2 separate regions of the Homo sapiens genome follow, and region 2 is linked to region 1. Evidence: chromatin loops called from intact Hi-C (ENCODE). Cell type or tissue: thyroid gland. All regions are shown on one strand. Links, peaks and the distances in the headings refer to the core of each region. The heading gives the core; the rest is flanking DNA.

Region 1 (2,918 bases), core at 298-2,797:
AAAGATGAGATTTCACCATGTTGGCCAGGCTGGTCTCAAACTCCTAAGCTCAAGTGATCCTCCTGCCTCTGCCTCCCAAAGTGCTGGGATTACAGGCATGAGCCACCACTCCCGGCCTTCTAATATTTTAAAACATTTTGACCTCAAAATTGTGAAGACTATGCTGATACAATGTAAAAGCCAAGCTGTGAGGTGTGGAGAAAAGGTAAGGAAAACAACTGGCCCACTTCTCCCTCAGGTCTCCAGAATATCTGTCATACCTCATTAACGGTACTTGTTTAGATCCACCTGTCCTACTGGCCCATGTTCCTGAGATGCAAGGACCTTATTACTTGTCCTTAGTTTAGCGTAAGTGGTTAAACAGGAAGCCTGGGAAGTCAGATTACCCGAGATAACATTAAGACTTTTTCCCTTACTGCGTGGCATTAGTCAACTTACTTAACCTCTCTGAGCCTCTGTTTTCTTATACATTAAATAGAACATAATAATGTTTTCTATAAGGGAATGTCTCCAGTCCCTGAGCAAAAATCTCTAGCATCCTTAAAGGAGGAAGTTGTAGCTGAGAAAAGACTTACTGAAGGAAAGGAAAAGGAAATGCCACTGACCTAGAGTTCTGCATGCCTTTTTCATGTAATCTTGATGATTGAGAGATTTATGTGTATTGTTCAGCACAGTGCCTGGCTCATAATGCACATGACAAAGACAGCTATATTTCCTAGTATCTGTGCTCTCCTTTCTTTGGTAATAATGTCACTAAAATTTTAGTGGGGTGTGTGTCTAGTTTTAGAAGGATAGAACTTGGGCAGCCTAGCAAAACTTCATCTCTACAAAAAATTTAAAAATTAGCCAGGAGTGGTGGTGTGTGCCTGGGATCCTAGCTACTCAGGAAGCTGGGGCAGGAGGATCGCTTAAGCCCAGGAGTTCAAGGTTACAGTGAGCTCTGATCACACCACTTCACTCTAGCCTGAGTTACAGAGCAAGGCCCTTTCTCCAGAAAAATAAAGAAAGATGGCCAGGGAGTACTGCAAGGAAATGGTGAGGTGCATGTGGCTGTGGCTAGAGGCAGGTATTTACTTAGAGAGACCATTGCCATGATCAAGTGGGGAGGAATGGTCTACACTCAGTTGGAGAGGCATGGTGAGCACTAGGGTGCCTCTGGGTTAGTCAGCTAGAATCTATGAATGCCACAGGGAGAGAGGAAAGTGGGCAGAGAGGGAGAAGGAAGAGAGAGGACACCCAGATTTTCAGCATGGTGACTAAGTCATGGTGACATAATTCACTGAACTGGAGGAGGAACCAGTTTGGGAGGCAAGTGATGAGTGTCACTGAGGACATGTTGGGGTGGAGGGGCCTAGCATGTGTCCCATCCAGATGTCCAGTGGTGTTCCTTTGCTCATCGCCTCTGTGGAGTGGCATTTCATCATCAATGAGTCCCGAAAAAGGGTTTTGCAAAGAGCACTCAAATGTTCTGTGCCTGGGAGATCAAAACAACCCCGCAGAGACAGCAAAAACACGCCCAGCCCACAGAAACCCTCAAGCTGCCTCCCTGCCCTTTCTGGTTTGCTTCCCAAGCCTGCAGCTCAGACAGCCTCACCCCATCCAGGATCCCTGCCTGGGTAGGAGACAAAAGGTGTGTATCCACAGCACAGAACGACCTACTGTATCCACCCAGTCAGCAATGGTTTCTATGAAACATTTGATCACAGGGTGCAGGGGTTTTTGTTTGTTTTCCTTCCACTGGATAATCGTTTCAGTGACAATAGCTAATGGCTGTGATTGTGTCAAACATTAATGATAGTTATTTCCCTGTTGAAATTCTGCCCCCTGCAGACACTTCCCTGAAATTCTATTTTGCACCAACTCTGTGTTGGCTCTCCTAGGTCTTATAAAGCTAAGAAAGACGGGAAGCAAATCTGCCACCTTGACCTCAGACAAGGGGAGGTCAAACTGCAAAAATGGATAAATGTCTTTCTCAGTAAGGAGTTTTAAGGAGGAGCCCACAGTCTTGGAGACCCAGCCCAGCATTTAACCAATGCTTGATAATGCCTGTTACTACACTAAATCCTTTGTATGTGTTATCTCATTTAACCCTTAATACTAAACAACAGGCAAGGAAAATGAGGCTCAGAGAGGGTAAAAAATTTGCCTAACACCACATAGCTAAGAAATGATGGAGATGGCATTCTAAATCGAACCTGTCTTACTCTAGTTGCCAGTGCTTAACCATCAGTCCTGCATTTCACATCCCTGGTGATATGATCACAATCTACCTTGCTGTAATTTAAGTCCAGGTTTTCTAACTCAGTTTGCCCTATTTGGTACTTGCTGTTCTTCAGATGTGGGCTCCCTGTTTTACCAAAAAGAATGTGCATGGTTTCCTATCATCCACCCAGTGCTAGAAGAGCAGAAGTCTTGGCCATGAAGAAACTCAGTAGTGGTGTCTCTGGATCTACTTGCTTCTAGAACTGATCAGTGGGGTAAACAGTGGTGACCAGTCTTGCTGGCCCTGCAAAAAGACGCTGCCTGGTGGAGCTGTTCCTGCAGGTGACCACTTCACCAACAAGTGTAGTGCTTCTCTAACAGTGGGCATAATGGTCTTAAGAACAGAAAAGCAGCCGTGTGCAGTAGGTGGTTCATGCCTGTCATCCTAGCACTTTGGGAGGCCGAGGCAGGATGATAGCTTTAGCCCAGGAGTTCAAGCCCAGCCTGGGCCATATAGTGAGACCCCATGTCTGTTTTATTATTAAATATATACATATATATTTTTTAAATTTACCCATATTCAGTGCACAATTCAACAATTTTTAGTAAATTTACCAAGTTGTGCAATCAGGTAGAACATTTTGAATCTCCTTGCATCCTACCACTAAAACATTCCCAACAGCTAGGTTAGCAAAATCAAAAACCCATGGCCAGCA
Region 2 (2,918 bases), core at 90-2,589, 820 kb before region 1:
CAATGCAATGCATATCTGCAAACTGAAAGTCCAGAGAAGTACAATAATAGACTGCGTTAATTTAATTAAATATTTCCCCAGCATATTTAATCATGGAATCATTTTTCTGCCAAATACCTGTTAACATCCCATGGAATGAGGAAGTACTCCTGGGAACATTACTCGTCACTCATTTGAATCAGGTCTTTTTAGACTACCAGTCATTCCTTATTGCTAAATGCAGTAGGCTTTCTAGAGGTCTTACTCTCTTTGCCTTGCTCCCAGTATTACAATATCTGGTCAAAATGGATTATTCCGTTTCCCCAATCGCTCTCACACTTTTCCTCATGCAGTTAACTCTTCCTGGGTGCCTTTTATTATAAGATCACTAACCTTTTGAAATCCTAACAGTCCTTCAATGTCTGTCGATGCCACTTCTTCCATGTTGGCTTTTAACTTTTTTTTTTTTTTTAGATGGAGTCTCGCTCTGTCAGCCAGGCTGGAGTGCAGTAGCATGATCTCAGCTCACTCCCTGCAACCTCTACTTCCCGGGTTCAAGCGATTCTTCTGTCTCAGCCTCCCTTGTAGCTGGGATTACAGGTGCCTGCCACCACGCCCGGCTAATTTTCGTATTTTTAGTAGAGACAGGGTATCACAATGTTGGCCAGGCCGGTCTCGAACTCCTGACCTCAGGTGATCCGCCCACCTCAGCCTCCCGAAGTACTGGGATTACAGGTATGAGCCACTGAGCCTGGCCTTAATTTTTTAACTTAAGTTAATTTTAGCTATGGTCGAAACGATCTTGTATTTCATTGTGTATTTATCAAAAAACATATATTGTCTATATAGTGTTTGGAAAACATTTGACAGGGATTAAAATCTTTTATATCTACCAGTATATTCTGAGAACTTGATACTTCGGCTTGAGGGAACCCTACTTATTGTTGGTAGATCCCAATATCATTACCAAAGAGGCATGCAACCTGGAAAAAGTAATCTAAAGTAGTCATAAGAAAGTATCTTCGGCCGGGCACGGCGGCTCACGCCTGTAATCCCAGCACTTTGGGAAGTCGAGGCGGGCGGATCACGAGGTCAGGAGATCGAGACCATCCTGGCTAACGCAGTGAAACCCCGTCTCTACTAAAACAATACAAAAAATTTAGCCGGGCTTGGTGGCGGGTGCCTGTAGTCCCTGCTACTCGGGTGGCTGAGGCAGGAGAATGGTGTGAACCCGGGAGGCGGAGCTTGCAGTGAGCCGAGATCGCGCCACTGCACTCCAGCCTGGGCGACAGAGCCAGACTCCGTCTCAAAAAAAAAAAAGTATCTTCACTGGAGAATTACTGTGAGAAATAGAAATAACTTTGCTCATGATAGCCTATTTGTGATTGTTCCTTAACATTCTTAATAAATGACTAAAAAGAGTTGCGATGTAACAGACCAGATTCTAATCCTGATTTTGTCAATACCTTGAACACATCATTTCATCTCTCCAGGTCTCCCCGCCCCGTTCCTGCCTAGAGCTAGGTGAGGAAGCTTGTGCCCTCTGACTCCAAGCCAACCTGAGTATTTAAGTCCCCGGCCTGTCGCATCTTGGGTGGGTTTAGGCCCATTCCGTATGTGGCCACTAGCTGGCAGGATTGCCACATGGTGTGCTTGGCCACTCCCCATCTGCACCTTCATCTTTTCCAGGAAGGATTCGCCCTCAGGCTGATTCTGGACCAAAACAAACAGAACATTCCACCTGGCAGCAGCCAAGTCCCCAGCACTATTGTGCCAAGGAGACTCTTTGATTTGCCTCAAGCCCAGAGAATAAACTACGATTCCAGGGGACAGCTGACTCCAGCCCATCTACCATGCTCCAGTAGAGACCTTCAGGTGACCCAGGTCAACACCAAGCCACCCTCTGGAGGATCTGATGCTGCCTCAGAAACAACACCTCATGCCTCATCAGATACTAATGGAAATGTGGGATACAGGCTTTTAATATGTGGCAATCACATTAATTTCTCTGATCCTCAATTTATTGCTTTGTAAAATGAGTGTGAGCTGGGTTTCTGAACTGTGTCTCCCAATGCTACAGGCAGTGTAGGATCCTGGGAAGAATATGGTGTTTTTGAACACAGATGTGCTTTTGTGTTTTTGTTTTTGTTTTTGTTTTGTTTTTTTGACAAAGTCGCTCTGTCACCAGGCTGGAGTTCAGTGGCGTGATCTCTGCTCACTGCAACCCCCGACTCCCTGGTTCAAGCGATTCTCCTGCCTCAGCTTCCTGAGTAGCTGGGATTACAGGCGTGTGCCACCACGCCCAGTTAATTTTTGTATTTTTAGTAGAGACGGGGTTTCACCATGTTGGCCAGGATGGTCTCGATCTCCCGACCTCGTGATCTGTCCGCCTCGGCCTCCCAAAGTGCTGGGATTACAGGCGTGAACCACCGCACCCGGCTGATGTGCTTTAAATCCCATCCTTGCCATTTATATGATTCTGATGGGTTCAGGACACATTACCCCAAGGTATAGCAGCTTGGTATCTGAGAAAACAGCAGAAGCAGGAAAGTCTCTCATTTTCTCCTCACCTTTCCCCAAAGCAGGTGATAAGATCCTCATTCCAGGGGTATCCTCCTAATGTCCAGAGAAAAGGAACTACTCTACCTCTGAAGAGATAGAGAATAATCTGAACAAACAGACCTTGTTAAGTTTCCCCAGTTTGTTACCATTACATCATACCCCCTTTGTCCGATACTTCACCACAACTGTCCATTTCTTCATCAAACTTAGTATAAAAATCTGTTTCCTTGTGTCTTTGGGTTTTCATTTCTGAAAGTTCCTGTGTCACATAAAACTTGTATTACATAAATTCGTATGCTTTTCACTGATTAACCTTTTATTATAGATACCTCAGCTATAAACTCTGGAGGTGCAAGAAAAGATTTCTTCTCCCCTAC

What was found. A loop is a pair of places that touch in the nucleus more often than their neighbours do. Peaks named below come from ENCODE experiments on the same cell type or tissue, not always from the same donor. Only the 100,000 strongest peaks of a DNase experiment are listed, where the experiment ranks them.
Region 2: a loop joins it to region 1, with 9 times the contacts of the local background. A loop is called at or near these places in 8 of 110 quality-filtered maps.

The regions. Positions count from the first base shown.
Region 1 is chr1:67,523,255-67,526,172 of GRCh38, reverse strand. All of the region lies in intron 1 of LINC01702 (long intergenic non-protein coding RNA 1702), which reads right to left. Among named protein-coding and RNA genes, the nearest start is that of LINC01702, 2.4 kb to the right of the region's middle. In thyroid gland, for the core only: no CTCF peak of the experiment used is centred there; a DNase peak (open chromatin) is centred at 1,502.
Region 2 is chr1:68,341,623-68,344,540 of GRCh38, reverse strand. No RefSeq gene overlaps it. Among named protein-coding and RNA genes, the nearest start is that of RPE65, 110 kb to the left of the region's middle. In thyroid gland, for the core only: a CTCF peak has its summit at 1,607 (motif pointing right); a DNase peak (open chromatin) is centred at 1,640.